Linked DNA regions of Homo sapiens: region 1 is linked to region 2. The links are chromatin loops, found by intact Hi-C in ENCODE. Cell type or tissue: sigmoid colon. All regions are shown on one strand.

The links. A loop is a pair of places that touch in the nucleus more often than their neighbours do. Peaks named below come from ENCODE experiments on the same cell type or tissue, not always from the same donor. Only the 100,000 strongest peaks of a DNase experiment are listed, where the experiment ranks them.
Region 1: it touches region 2 in a loop (2.0-fold over the local background); 1 of 110 quality-filtered maps calls a loop at or near these places.

What each region holds. Positions count from the first base shown.
Region 1 is chr9:18,765,838-18,773,837 of GRCh38, reverse strand. It overlaps ADAMTSL1 (ADAMTS like 1), which reads right to left. Exons shown (of 29, transcript NM_001040272.6): 17 at 3,057-3,236. Among named protein-coding and RNA genes, the nearest start is that of MIR3152, 200 kb to the right of the region's middle. RefSeq lists enhancers at 2,705-3,904, 4,331-4,550. In sigmoid colon, no CTCF peak of the experiment used is centred here; DNase peaks (open chromatin) are centred at 2,836 and 3,147.
Region 2 is chr9:18,680,055-18,688,054 of GRCh38, reverse strand. ADAMTSL1 (ADAMTS like 1) reads right to left here. Exons shown (of 29, transcript NM_001040272.6): 11 at 7,539-7,743; 12 at 6,096-6,243; 13 at 3,255-3,339. The region is part of intron 1 of LOC102724102 (a long non-coding RNA gene); the gene reads left to right. Among named protein-coding and RNA genes, the nearest start is that of MIR3152, 110 kb to the right of the region's middle. In sigmoid colon, no CTCF peak of the experiment used is centred here; a DNase peak (open chromatin) is centred at 3,284; H3K27ac peaks cover 209 bases.

The DNA of each region.
Region 1 (8,000 bases), 86 kb before region 2:
TAAGAAGCCTGAAAATTTAAAAGAGCATGGTCGTTTTAAGGCTGCTAAGTAGAAACATAAAAACAGAGTTTCAGGTCAGAAGACTGGGTTATGACTTTGGTCAAGTCTAGCTCTTTCTCTAGCTTCAATTTCCATATCTCTGGAATAAGGAAGCTAAGCTAGAGCAGGGATTTTAAAACTGTGTTCCATAACTATGTTGAGGAAGTGATTCGGGGGCTTCTCAGGTGATGAGGAGACCCAGCCGTTGGAGATCTGAGACCCCTACTCAAACTTAAACCAAAACAGCTCTAATTTTATCTGTTTAAGATTATTGGCTTCATAGTAACATTTGATTTGATAAAGCATTCTGTGGTCTTAATTTTTTAACAAAGTAATTAGGCTATAGGATCTTTCAAGCTCCTTCTAGCTCTAAAATTATTCTTTCTTTTAGAATTTTTTTTGGGGGGAAAGGAGCAACTTCCATAAAATAGGATTTAAAAATATTTAATATCAAACTCTTTCAGGAGATTGAGGGTTTCTTTCAGAGAAAAGAAGTATGGCCTTTTGAGAGGTCTTACTTCCAGAATAGAATCTGTAAGTAATTTTATTTGAAATGTCTAAAACTTTGGCTTAATTCTGTCTCTATGGGATTCTGTGCAGTAACCATGAGATTGAGCCCAGATAGTGGAGGATGAAAAACACCCATAGATCATTTAGGTCTTCCCTTCTCCAAGGGCAGTCTCATGGGAGGTGTGGCATGCACATCTCATCTCAGCCAGACGGCCAGGGGAATGGTCATAAGGATGACAGGGTCAATGTGGAGCCTTTGTGAACACCTCCAGGAGCACTTCAATATGGCACCAGTTTGAGTTTAATCCCAACAATTCAGTGATTACTTCCCACCATTCCCAGCCCCTCCTCAATGTTTGGAATCTCCATTCATTAACCCAGATAGCTCAGAAGCTAGTAACATTCGTTGGATAAGGGCTACCTCCTCCCAGTTCCCAAAATAGAACTTCCTCTTGAGGAAGACCAGGAGAGCCTGTAGGAGACCTAAGCTGTGGCCTCAGGCCCAGCCAGCCATGGTGAGTGCTTCCTTTCATTTCCTTTCCTTCTCATGACAAGTGAGCCCAAATGGAAGACAATCATAAGGGTTCACTTTTAGTAGGCACAAAGTATTTTACATGCAATATATATTAAATTATATTTAATTTCATCCTCCCACCTACATGATGGATACTATTATATTTCCATTATACAGATAAGCAACCTAAAGCCAAAAAGGTTAAATAATTAGCCCAAGGTTATACAGCCAGTAAGTGGCAGAGTCAGGATTTGAACCTAGGTTTGCCTGTCTTTGAGTCTGAACTCTTAACAACACATGATACTGTTCTGAAGGCCTACTGTACTTAATGGGACCAATGGGACCTTTTTCTTAGTCCCAAAATCTCAAAGGTCCCCCTCAAATCTGCAGGCACAAAAGAACATTTTCTGAATCTTCTCTGTCTCATATGCTTCAAAGGCCACAAACTCCAGGAACACAGGAAGACAATTATAACACACACAAGTCCCTTCCTCAGCAGTCCACTCATGACAGACTATTACCTGATAGATTTAGGGGAGCAATTCCTTTTATAATACTCCACTGAGAGAATGTTTTCACCTAGAGCCACTTGGCAAATACACCTACCTCTGTTCTTCAAATGCCATACCCCAAATCAACATTCCCACGGAAAAATTGTCACTAACATGCACATGCACACACACACAAATGTACACATGCTCATTTTACACACTTTATATCTTGAAATCAAATTTAGAAAGCATGAGAAAATAATTCCCCAAACGTTCTGAGACATTTGGCATGAGATACCACAAGAAGCAGTTTTACTGCCAAGTTATAAAACCTGTCGTAATGTAAGTTAACTCTTAATTGCAATGCACTTAGCAGGCACCATCTCATGGAATTCTATGTGGGTTGATAAGATATGGGCAAGAATTCTAAGAACCTATGTTGAGAGAGCTGGATCTTAATTTTCACAGGCCGCTTTGCCCTCTGTAAGCAAGTATCTCTGTGAGGTATTTCAAGCAGCAGCAGCTCCCTCCTGTGAGTTGTATACTATCCAAAAAAAAAAAAAAAAAAAAAAAAAAAAGGCACTGGGGTTAGGAAGGCAAATTCAAATGCTTATATGCTAGAAAAAGGAAGGTCTTGAATCTGGCTTTACAGACATTTTCACTTCAGGTCTAGTGATTCTGTTCTTGGCTAAATCTTCTTGTGAGGCAACAATTTTGGGGGACTTCTCCATGGAAGACACACAGGTCTATGGAGGTGGAGAAGTCGAAGGCAACTCGAAGTGGTAGTGGCTGAAAACAAAGGACTTGAAGCTAGGTGTAAATGAATTGGCGTACGCTAGAATTAGGAGAGGCATTATTTAGAAAGATAGGTTAGTCAGAGGTATGTCTCTAACTTAGCAGATAAAGTCGGGAATGGTGAATGCTGAAGCAATCACTTCCCAAAGTGCAGGACAACAAGGGAAATCAAATTCTCTTGATAGGAAGCAGTTGAAGTATTTTAGAGCCAGGAAACTAACAGTAAACAGGCAGGATTTCCTTGGCCTTCTTTTCCTAATAAATCATGTCCTTTATTGTCCAGTAACTTGGAAGAGACTTGCTAGAGAGGCTTTGCCCTTCCTGAATAGAGACAGAAACATCTGGGAGTAAGAGGTACAGGGAGGTCAGGAGGAGGGGGTGGTGTGGAGATAGAAGGAGAAGAACCCAGTGTGTGGAAAAGAATCCTGGGGCCAAAACAGCACCAATGAGGTCTGGTTTTGTTCCACGAGGAGCCCATTTACAATTCCAAGCTTCCGATTGTTGGGTAAGGGCTGGCTGCGTAACTCAGGTCCCTGCAGCCTCGTTAAAAGCTAGTTACACACTACGGTATATATGGTTACAAAAATACTATTCCATAATATTAGGAAGATTGTTTTGTTCTCTTCTTGCCTTTTCTATGTATATGTCTGGGGTGCCTTCTTTTCCTACTTGGATCTCTTTCATTCTCTTCGGAGGAACATACATACCTCTGTCCAGTCTGAGAGAAGCCACTCGCTGGGACAGTCATCTTTCTTGCATGCTTGCTGGCAGGCAGGTTTTGAAGCTGAACAGAAGGTCTCAGGAAGCTCCAGGAAGCTGCCATCAGCCATGCGCTGCTTGCAAAGAACCTCACGTTTCTGAACACCCCCGCCACACGTTCTGGAACACTGGGGAAAGAAAGAAGGAAAGAAGAAAAAGTAGACCCAATATGGGAAGGCAGTCTGACTGCTAATTCTTATCTTAATTTGGCAGAGTAAAGGAAGAAAAAAAAATCCAGAAGAAGAAGAAAAACCAGGAATCGGCCCAAAGGATTTTGTTTCTTCTCTTTGAGATGAATTTTGTAGCAAGATCTACCCTCTCCACTCTTAATCCCAGGTATTTAACTAGAGCATCCAGGAATTTCTGGGGCCTTTAAATCTTAGAAAGTTGCTCCTGAACTATGATTTGCAGTCCCATCCAAGACAACTGGTTTAAAAGGTTAGTATAATAGAGTGTTCAGCATATTTACGATCCAGGGAAAATAATCTGTGCTGCTTCCAGAATGAACAGGAGAGAGCTCCCGCCATCAGTATAAATCTGGAGGAATTAATTTGCAGAAAAGACAGCCCTTTCTCTAAGTGAAGGCACTCTACCACACGGAATGGGCATTAGATTTAGGGTCTGGTTTTCTTAAGGACCCCCCTGGAATACTCTTCTTGCAGGACTGATGATTTCTTAGGGCAGTGGGAGCCAGAGCCACTGAAATTTGGGATGCAAGAAAAATGGCCTCATGTCAGTGGTTTTCAGAGGAACCCCAATAAAACATTGTTTACATGTAACTGAATAGTTATGATCCAGGGGCATGAAGTGGGAGGGAGGCCCCCTGAAGCACAGACTGTTGGCTATTTTCAAATATATGTCCCTTCCTTTTCAGAGCAAAGGAGTCCCCAGCTTTTCACTGGGCATACCACATTTCGGCATAAAGACTATATTTGTCAATCTCCCTTGAAGACAGACACAGCCATTTGACTTGATGCTGGCCGATGGGATATAAACGGAAGGGTTGTGTGTGCTTTCAGGGAAGTGCCCAAAAAGATGGTGTGGCATCTCTTCCCTTCTCTTTCTCCTCGCTGCTGGCTGGAATGTGAACGTGATGTCTGAAATGTAAGCTTCCATCTTGGGCTGTCACAAACAAAAAGTTAGAAGCCTGGCTTCCTGACTGTGAAACCACCATATCTGCTCTGGACTGTCTGTGTTTATGTGAGAGAGGAAGACTTTTCTATCTTTTTAAAGCCAATGTTATTTTGGGTTTTCTATCACTTTCAGTCTGACATAACCCTAGCTAAGAGTTCAACCCACGACTACTCTGTGGTGGGGATATTTTATTGTAAAATTTTAGGGAGCCTGCTGATTTCTTCCAGAATAGTTTCTTGTCATTAGCTTGCTGCCTTTGGGCTTGCTGAGAGATCAAGCCTGGTTTTAAAAAGCGTGAGAGTTTGTGCTGAAGTACCTGCTTTGCTGGAGGAGTGCCCCTCTCAGAACTCACGTTGGTCTTTGTTTAGTAAGTTGTACTCAGAATGGCTATGGGGTTTTTTGCCGGCAGTCAAGGTTATGATGGTGATACCAGTGTCCTTGGGTACAGTCAGAACATAGCTGCAGCCCAGCTTTCACCTTCTTACTCAGTGGTCTCAACCTTGCATGCACCTCAAGGTCTCCTGGGGAGCTTTTAAAAAGTACCGATGCCTGGGCCTCACTTCAGACCCATCAAATCAGATATTCTGGGATGTGGCTCCCAGGTACCAGTTTTTGTTTTGTTTTTAAGAAAGATATCGGTATAATCTTCTTCCAAGTAATTTTTCCCCAGATAATTCTATTGTGTCTCCAGGGCTTAGAACCACTTCTACAAATGAATGTTCTCTCACCATACCCAATGGTAATAAACATGGAAAGGAAAATCCGGGACCCAGAGAGGTCTCTGTTACGACCAGTGGTTGTTTGGACCCCACCGGAGCAAACATGCCTTTTGTTTGCAGTTGTGAATGGCTTGAGGTCACAGAGCTAGTGGATAATGATGTTAGAAAAGCAATCAACTTTGTCTAGTTAAGCCTTTTAGTCTTAGAGTCTTTTAAATTATTAAAATCAATGGTGAGAAACCTTTATTTTTTTCATTTCAAATTTAAAAAAATAATTGAGTCCCCTAGGAAAAAGGATGTATTTTCTTAGTGCTGGGATCAACTACCTACCCATTGAAGCATTGAAGGCTAACAAAAAATGTGAAATGACCCTACAAGCTAGGTCTTATTTCCACTTTACAGAAAAAAAAAAAAAAAAAAAGCTGAGGCTCAGAGAGGTAAACAATCCAATGAAGGCCACACAGGGGCTAGAATTTGTTTATTGCCATTCATTGCAACATTTGCTAAGCTCCTACTGGACACCATGCTCTGGACGCAGCTGGAGAAAAAGTCCAAACTCAGCTTCTCTCCTCCGTGGTTGTAGCAACTCCTGCGTGCTTGCAGACCCAATGGAGGGTAGTGTGACCGTTGCTTCATGAGGAGGGCTCCCAGCCTGATCAGCACCAAGCCTGCCGAGAGCCTGGTCTTAGTCTTTCACCCAACTGGGCTTTGCCATTCAATTCTTAGCTTCCACTCTTGTGACCATCCCTGACTGGCAGGAGCCAGCCCATGATTCAGGTTGGAGAGTAGAATTTAAAGTAGTTCATCTATATTCTAGTGACCCTGGAAAATTTAAGGAGTTCTCCCTAAACTCTGATTTCTGAGAGGCAACATTTAAACATAGCTCTTAGACAATGCCATGAAGCTAGACCACCTGTTACTCATTACAAGTCCTACCAGCTCCTTCTAAGGGCTTTTCTAGTGTGTCGTTTGGGCTTGATTAAGAACAAAATCTATGGTCTCAGAGCTAATGATTCAAGTAACTGGCCTAAGCCTTTGTCTTCTTTGTGGCTCATTTCAGTGACTCTGTGGGCTCTTCTGTATTGAAGAAGCAAATTTTAATTTTAGCCCTCATTTGGTAGCAATTCAATAAGACATTAAAGGATTTCACTTCTTTAACTAATTTTGTACCCGCACTGCCTAGAATAATGCCTCCTGTGAATGTTCTCAATAAATGTCTGTGGCATTGAATTGAAGTTGGTACTTAGGAGAAATTTAAATTAGTGGCTAAGAATTCCATTTATCTAGAATAATCCTGTTGCTATGGATAACTAAGGTTTTAAATTTAGTTTTACAGTGTTTTGCATGATTTTTTAGGTTCGACCTTCTCTTACTGCTGTCAAATTCTTACATCGAACCAACAAGTTATACTATAATCAGATCAGTTCTAAACTTTTCTTGTTCATTCTTTCTTTTTATAAGTAGCCAACTAACCACGTGGATTACTGACTCCTAAGGATTTGCCAAATTTGGGGACTATATTCTCCACAATACTTTCCATTCTGTGAATTACTAAGATTCTTCCATGAACTTACTGTAATTTTTCTGAAACCACAATTGTTGGAAAGAAACAAGTTTGTGCTGATAAATCAAAAATTTTAATTTTAAGCTCTGACCTCTCCCCTATGCCTACTCAACATGTCCACTTAAATGCAAATAGGCATCTTGAATTAAACATGCCTAAAATGGAACTCTTAATACTGCCCTTCCAACCTCATCCCAAACCTACTTCTCTCTCAGTCTTCCCCATTCATTTAATTGTGCCACATCCAGGACAAAAACTTTGGCCCCTGAGTTTTTCCTTTTTTTTACCACCCTTCCCCTGACATCCAAGTCATGGCCAAATAAGGTCAGGTTTACTTACAAAACATATAAGCTATACTTCTAAAATAAATAAGAAATCAGCATACCATAATCCATCATCTCTTGCCTTTTATTGGTGCTTTGGTCTGAATGTCTGTGTCCTCCCTGCCACTCCCCTAAATTCACACGCTGAAATCCTAACTCCCAAGGTGATAGTATTAGGGGTGAGGACTTTTGGGAGATGATTAGGTCATGACGGTGGAACCCTCAAGAATGGGATAAGTATCCTCTAAAAGAGGTTCCAGAGAGCTGCCTTGCCCCTTCCATCATGTGGAGGACACAGCTACAGAGCACCATCTATGAACCAGAAAGAGGGTTCTCACTAGACACCGAATCTGCCAGCACCCTGACCTTGGACTTTCTACCCTCCAGAACTGTGAGAAATAAATTTCTGTCATTGATAAGCTACTCAGTCTACGGTATTTTGTTTTAGCAGCCGGAATGGACTAAGAAATAGCGTTTCTAGCAGGATATAGATGATACACTCAAATGTGATCATTTGAAAAAGAGTTCCTTCCTCCTGTTGGAAACCCCATATTGTCTTCTCTACACTCTATTCTCCACACCATAGCAAGAGTGACGTTTTCAAAGCATAAATGTGATCACACAATTTCCATGCTTAAAACCCTCCAATGACGTTCCCTTGCAATGAGAATATAATCTATACTCCTCTAACCCTGCCCTGCAAACCGCTACAGATTCTGGTTCCTGCCCTGGTGGAACTTAGACATTGTCTAGCTTAAATCCTTCCAACTTTATTAATTCATTCCACATAAATTTATTAAATGCCAATCATGAACCAAGCATGGTTCTAGCTAGGTGAATGTATAGCAGAGCAAGAGAAGCGTTGTACACCTCTGTAATCTTATATTTTACGACACCCCCCCTTTCCCTGTGTACTCCAGCCAGACTTTTTTTTTGTTGTTTTGTTCCTCAAACATGTCAAGCTTGTTTCTCCCACAGGGCCTTCGCATTTGCTGTTCTCTCTACCTGCACCATTCTTCTCTTAGATCTTCATGTGGCTGAGTCTCTTGAATAATCCAGGTTCAATTCCATTCTCAGCTGTGTGGAGAGGCCATCCCTAACCTTCCTACCTAGAGTAGTCAAAGCAGTCTCTATCACCATTACCTCATTTTA
Region 2 (8,000 bases):
ATAACAAACCAATCTGTTGTTGAGGGAAAAAAAATCAACATGTAGAAGTATTTTTGAGTTGAAGATTCAGCTTTATATAATGAATCTATCTACATATTACCACCATGTGAGCCAATCTCCATATTTATTTCAGTGGTTCTATGAAATTGATATCTGGATTTATATCTTGTGCATGGTGTTTACTGCAACCACAATGTTGGCTGTTGGTACATTCTTCTGGTCTATAACGTGTTATTTATTTCTTGGCAATTCAGTTTTTAGTCTTTTATCATTGTTTTCTTCTAAACATCTTAAAGCGGTTACTTCCCAACATATGTTTGGCCTGAGTGCTAACCAATCTTGTCCTTACATTTTGGGTTTACTAAAAGTATCTAACATCGAACAAGGTTATCTTCATAAGCTGAAGACATTCATCTGGTGATTTTTCTGTATTACATAATGAGATAGGCTGGTGATAATATTTTCACTTTCCATATACGGAAATAAATGATATTTACTGCTTTACCACAGAACTCTCCAATGTTAGCTGGAGCCAAAGCAAGAGATAATAGTTGTGGACCACTGTTCTTGCCTCACTGTAGCAGTTCAGAAGTGACAGCCACAGCTTCTAAACATTACCATTTAATTTAAGCAGTGTGAGTCTCCTTGGTGGGGGGAAGGAATGACTTGCTGACAGTTGATCATTTTTTCAATATGCTTCAGAGAGTAATTATAGGTTGTTACATACATTTAGAAACGGTCTATGTGGTTTAAGAAAAGATGGAATTAAGGCCATGCAACATTATGTTTTTTAAATTCAAAATCAATATAGATAAAAAAAAGTGACACTTAGGACGTTTCTTAGGGTGCAGTGCACTAAACACATAAAGTGTATTAAAATGTAGAAACCATATACCTTTCATTACATTATTCTACAGCTGTCATTTATTTTATTTTGGTATAAAAGTAATTATTATTCTGAGCACAATAGTATACATTTCCCTTACCCTGCACCAGCACTCCAATTACAATCTACTCCAATTCAGATTAATCATGCCAAGATGGCAATTTCATTACACTAAGAGTAAATTTTAATAGTTTAATATATGGCTATACTTTCAATGGCTAAAACTTTTTTAACTACTTTAAAGATTTTATTAAGATTAAAGTTAAACGTAATGCATCTTAATCGGATCTTTAGTAGAAAATATTCATGACAAAATATGGTTGACGATGGTCTATGTAATGCTTCTGTGGATGCATTAAACTCCACTGATAGCTTTCATCTGAAAGGCATCTAATAATGGGAAGATGCTTATCGATGTAAGATGTTTCCATTTACTTTCAATTTTGTATTATTATTTACCATCAGCCAGAACGCAAGATTATACATAGGATTACGCTTTAGTCCAAGTGACAAAATACAGTGTACAAGGGGAAAAGAGTTTATTTAGGTAAAATAAAACATAACTGGTTTCAAATAGATTTAACCCAATAGGATATAAAAGGAGTCACCAGCTCTAATTACATAGCATCTTTCTGTGTCTTAAATAGGACCTTACTGGATTAAGAAGTTATTAATGCCCCCCTAAAAAGAACTGCTTATTTACTCCTCAGCAACAAAAAGGCCTGTCAAATCAGGTACTGGCAGAGGAGAAGCAAAAAATTGTAAGCCTTTATATTTTCATTCCAAGGTTACACTGTGATCTTTAATCACTCCCTTTCCTCCAAAGTTCTGCAGTGGTTAGTTGCTTTTTCTCAAAGAAGTCAAAAAGTTTGCTGTAGTAACTTTACAGTACAGAAATAATTTATGTTTGCTTAATTATCCTTCTAAGTAAAAATATGTGTTTTCCCGGGCCAGGCGCTGTGGCTCACGCCTGCAATCCCAGTACTTTGGGAGGCTGAGGCAGGCGGATTGCTTGAGGTCAGGAGTTTGAGACCAGCCTGGGAAACATGGAGAACCCCAGTCTCTGCAAAAAAAATTAAAAACATAGCCTGGTGTGGTGGCCTGCACCTGTAGTCCCAGCTACTCGGTAGGCTGAGGTGAGAGAATTCATTGAGCCTGGCAGGTGAAAGCTGCAGTGAGTTATGACCGTGCCACTACATCCATGCCCGGGTGACAGAGTGAGACCCTATCTCAAAAAAAAAAAATAGGGAAAAAAAGTGTTTTCTAATGTGTGCATCCTTTTGGTGTATGTGAAATCAAATGACAGAATATAGTTTCTTTACAAGTGACCTTTGGTTATGGTACAAATCTATATTTTGGATTTCTTGTGCACTCAGGAACACAGTTGTGTTCTGGCAAACCACATCAGATTTAGATTCAAACAGAATGAATCTGAGAAAATTCTAAATTGCATTTAAATAGGTTGCAACGTTAATTTATATCTCCAGTAAAATTTGGAAATCATTTTATATCCTACATGCTCCACTATTAACTCTTGGAGGGTGGATGAGTTATCTTAAGTGCCAGTGAATAGCACAGAGCTTAGAACTTACATTAAATGAATTAATTTAGAAAATTTTTCAACCTGAGAAATTTCTTGGGTCATAGATGAAATTTTTCAATCAATTGTATCCCCTCGTTTGTAAAAGTGATGTAGCAGCTATGCCTATCAGTGTTTTCTAATGAAATCAATACATAAACTTATCAATCATCCACTTAATCTACTTTTGTCTCTCCTATTTGTTTCCTCTTCTGAAGACACTGGCAAATCTGGGCCTCACGGTTTTACAGATTCCATGGACTTGATAAAATTGAGTAGACATGGGACATAATCAAGTGGGGCAAATAAGCAGGTCCATCCCTGATACCAATCCCAGGAAGAAAGGGAAAAGAAAAGTTAATGAACTTCCTTTGCCCTCAGGTATACTTTACTTGCTCTTTAATTTTTGTGACTGTATTGCAAAACTGGGAGAGTGTGAAAAGCAGCTCAGACTTTGGCATCAAATCTATGTTATATCATCAGCTGCAGCCTGGGCCTTCTCACCTTTGGCCCCTTGCGCAGAGAAGAGAGGAGGTCAGATTTTGGAGAAGAGGGTAAGCACTACACCTTCATTTTCTTACTTTAGGCAAAACAGAAGTATTTACAATGCAATCATCAGCTTTGACAAACACTTTTTGAAACTAATCAATCTTTAATTTGAGAGCCAAAAAGCTTTGGTGAGATGATTACACTTAGTTCAGAACCCATGAAAGCTACAACCAGTGAGACACTGCTTTCTTTAAACAAAACAGTTTCAAATATAGAACAGTCTGTGCTTTTACAACTTACGAGGGCTCCTCTGACACAGCAGCTCCTTCTTCTAGCTCTTGAGCTTGTTTGAACCATGGCAACTTGGCCTCGACTGGAAGTTTCTCTGAGAATTCAGTGCATGCACATACAAAAGAAGAGGTTAGAACCAATCTGGGATTTTAGGAAAATTCCTTATTCTCCTCACCAAGAAGTTACTACGTTGACCAACACGAATAAGTTTTTGGGTAAATTGCTGCCTCTGATGATGGTTATATCTAGAAAAATAAAGTCGAATTTTAAAATGTTTAATAATACTAGTTTGTGTGCAAGCTTTCTCTTTATTATGATGAATAGCAAAGGAAAGTCATTTTATTATGAAAGTTGTAAGTGTAGGAGCACTAGCTCAATATGCATATAAAGAATCATCGAAGTATCTTTTTACCATTCCCTCTTGAAAAGATAGAGCAGCATTTACCTTGGAAAACAAAGTACAGTCAATTATATTGTGATATTTTCATAAATTCTAACTTTTTTTTTTTTGCCTTTTAGCTAAGTGTGATCTATGTCACATTGCCAAAAACAAACTCTTTCACTCTGAAATTCACAAAACATTGATTTAGATATCTGACTCATTCAGTACTACCCCAAGGCTCACTGACAATTGGAATATGTGCAAATGAGGGTTCATAACACATAATTTGACTTATTTCACCTATTTATCTAGCTTTGGCCAAACAATTCAAAACAAACTTCCTAGTTACTTCCTGGGAAAAAAATTGTGGAGGAGAAAAATGAAGAGGGATGTTCTAACGGCTCTTACAGAAGTAACTGCCAAGATTCCCATTCTAGCATATTTATTAGGGTCATTTATGGGGATATTTGCCTTTATAGTATGAGCCAATGATGCTCTATCACCATTTTATAACATACAATTGCAAAGATGAAAGAAATATGTCTATACATATATGCACCATAGAATTATATGGTATTTTAATGATGTTTAGAGAGCCAGGCTCACTCCTTGGTTGTGAAAATCCAGACTTGATTCTTGATAGTTAACTGCAAACTGCTTTTCTTTCTCTGAAGTGGCTTGGTAAAGATAAAGCTAATAAACAATTGACTATTTTAAGTTAGGGGCATCACTTCTTGTTCTCTATGCACAGCAATTATTTATAGTCAAAAAACAAAGCAAGTGAGAAATATAAAACTGCCAAAGCCAAAATGATTTGCTAACATTTTAAACACAGCAACACCGTACCTATACATACATCATTTTACAACTACTCCAACTATCCCAGTAAATGACTCAGTCGGCTGGGCGTGGAGGCTCACGCCTGTAATCCTAGCACTTTGGGAGGCCGAGGCGATTACCTGAGCTCAGGAGTTCGAGACCAGCCTGGGCAACAAGGTGAAACCCCGTCTCTACCAAAAAAAAAAAATACAAAAAATTAGCTGGGCACGGCAGCATGCGCCTGTAATCCCAGTTACTCCGGAGGCTGAAGTAGGAGAATCGCCTCAGCCTGGGAGGCAGAGGTTGCAGTGAGCCGAGATCACGCCACTGAACTCCAGCCTGGGCAACAGAGTGAGACTCCGTCTCAAAAAAAAAAAACAAAAAAAACCTCAGTAAATGAAGCTGTCTCTGGTGGCATAGTTAGCTCTCTGTCTTTCAATAAGGAAGCATTCAGTTTGGCACTCATAGTAAGCTTGTAATACTTTATTGCTGTTTTGAACTAAATCCTGTCAGACGCACCTGTGGCAACCTCCTCCCATAGTTGAGGGCACTGACGATAGTCAGGAGTTAAAAGTAACTTACTGTATGTAGAAGTTACTATATTGCAGGCACTAGGTTAACCACCCTGTTTATGTTATATCTCATTTAACCTACGCATGATCTCTGATTTAGATACTATTATTACACCCATTTTACAGAGGAGGAAACCAAGGCTTCGAGAGAGATGCATTTATTAAAGTTAATCAGGATTTCTGTTTTTTTTTGTTTCCTTTTATATCATTAATTTAGATTTTATGATGCCATTCAGTTGCAATTAGGGCCACCTATAGTATAATAAAGAGCTACACTGTGACTGATTTTTCAGAGAAATTTAATGGCTTAAAAAATAAAGAAATGGGAGCCATATTTAATATTAAAAATTAAAGGGGGTTTAAAGAGTTCTTTACTTCTGAATGGTTTGTGACTTTGAATTTTTCTTTTCCATTGACACAGACAAGTAACAATACTTGTACAGAAATCAAATTCATATTCTTGCTAATCTGAGATATCCAGTGTAATTATAAGTCTGGCTCACTAAATGCTTAGTTCTACACTTTCCTAAAATTTCTTTTTTATAAATTATTGCAATATCTTTTAAATTCTGATATATTTTAAATTATGGTTCTGGAATTCAGTCTCATATTAATGTTTTAATTTTCAATATAAAAAGTGACAGTTTTCTGTTTCATCAGTTTGAAGTATGAGACTTCCCAATGTACTTCAGCCTTAGCAAAATAGACATACTTGGATTCACTCCCTTGTTTTTAAAGGCAAGAAATGTGGATAGTAAATCAAACATATATTTCTAGAATATCTGGTCTCCCTTTAAGCAGGTACATCCGTATTCTTCAGCAATAGTCCTCAAACAACTTTATGACTTGGGAGATAATTATATAAATATATTTCTACATGTAGTGGTTAATGAAATTTTGCAATCAAAATCACTTGAAAGATTCTTTAAGATAATCAAATTCCTTTAGTAGAGTTTAAGTTATAAAGAATTCTTACTAAGAATACTTGGGATACTTAAAAATATTCCAAGGAGTTTAAAACACACCTGACTACACACAACAATTAACAGGCTGGTAATAGAGCACCTGTCAAGTTACCTTTGGGTTTATAGCAGGGAGTGGGTACGATGCATTCCTCTTTTATGTGGGGCTTTGTTTTTGGGCTACAGCCTCCTGTGTGCATTCCTCGATGGTCGATGCAGAGGACCACACGGTATCTGAGGCCCTGGCCACATGTCACTGTGCACTGGAAAGAGATTGCAAGAGAGAGGAGACTCGTAGGCAAAGCCTTGTTTACTTTTCTTCACTTCCCATCGAAAACTTTTAATCTAAGTTTTCTTTTTCCCCGCCCCCCCCCCCCACACGAGGACTCCTGGTAAATTTATACCACTTCTTACCAGTCAAGGGATCTTTGTTCTATTTGGCTATTTGAGGTGAAGCTCGCTGAAAATTAAATCACTTTCAATTCCATAGCTTTGGATTAATCAGTCAGCAATCTTTAAGTACCCACTGTGTGCAAAGTCTCAAACCAAGCACCAAAAAGAAGAAAGGAGAAAAGAGACTGTAGAGTGTGCTTAATTTTGACTACCAGCACTGTATTTTATTTAGTTACTTTGCTAATGACCGCTACTTCCAAAAATATGGGAAATACCCCTACATGGATATCAAAAAATTTAAACTACGATTATAGCTAAATTATATTGCAGCATTGTTAATCCAATTGATTACATTGAAAGGCAAAAATAACATTTAAAAAAACAGATTGAATGACCAGATGCCCAATGTAGATTGCACCTCTAATGGTTCCCCATGTCTGGTAGCATGTCTAGATGTAGAAAATGTCACAGCTCTGATCTGCTGCCATGAAGCCACAGGGCTCAGTGAAGAGTCTTTTGTCATTTCTGAGGCGGAGGGCACAATGGCTTATTTCATCTTTCTGTTTCCTTTACGATTTTCCTTTCTGCATTAGCAGTCAGGAAACCCTGAATGACATTTTATGTTTAATTACAGCAGGTTTCCTAACATCTATAAGTTTTTTGTTTTAATTATCTTACTTCGTTCCAATTTTAATTTTTGTGCTATTTTCATTTCCTCTTCCCCCTTCTCCAATGATTAATATACATAGTTTTAATATTAATCCACTTAGACCCTTTCGGATACAAAGCATAATACATACAAAATGAAATCAAACTTCTGGTCTACTGAGCTCTATCATCAAAGCAGCTTTTACAGATTCGGGATCATTCATTCAGCCTCAATTACCCTTGAAAGGCAGTTGCTTCCCCGTGCTATTTGAGGGAACATTATCTGGGGAACAATAGAGGCTTCTTGAAGAAACTTGAAGAAAGACACTTTAAAAAAACATCATTTACTTTTGGTCATGCTGGATTTGGGGCATTCCTACTCCAGGAGCTAAGCTGGTAGGCTTCTAGACACCTCAAGAAGAGTGTGGAGCTGCTCAGGGTACCCGGTGGGGCCATGATGATGAGAGGGAAGAGTGGACTTACTCTCCTAATGAACAAAGAAAGAAGGCACAGTTACCGGAGACCACTCCTGTGCCAGCCATTTAGGGCAGTCAAAAATGTTGCAGGGCTGCGCGATGGGCATCTTAGGGGTGTACATGCATTTCCACTCTTCCACTGAAGTGACATGCCCCTGGATGTCCTCCTCCACACAGGAAACTGCCCGGCTCTGGATGCCCCCCCCACACGAGGAGGAGCACGCGGTCCATGGGGTGGCCTCCCACCTACAGAAGCAAGGGGAGTCATCAGGGCAGACATGCACATTGCTAAGCCTCCTCAGTGACTGGTCCACCAACCCACTCCCCATGTCTATTGGTATAATCAGGTTCTGAGAGGCTAAGGTCCAGAAAACCAAAAGCCATCTATTGCCTGAAACCTGATGAGTAAGAGAGAAGGATTCAACATTGGCAAAAGGGCTCTGCAAACCGTGAAGCTCTATACAAATGTAAGCCATTACAGTTTTGAGAGCTGTCCACAAAGA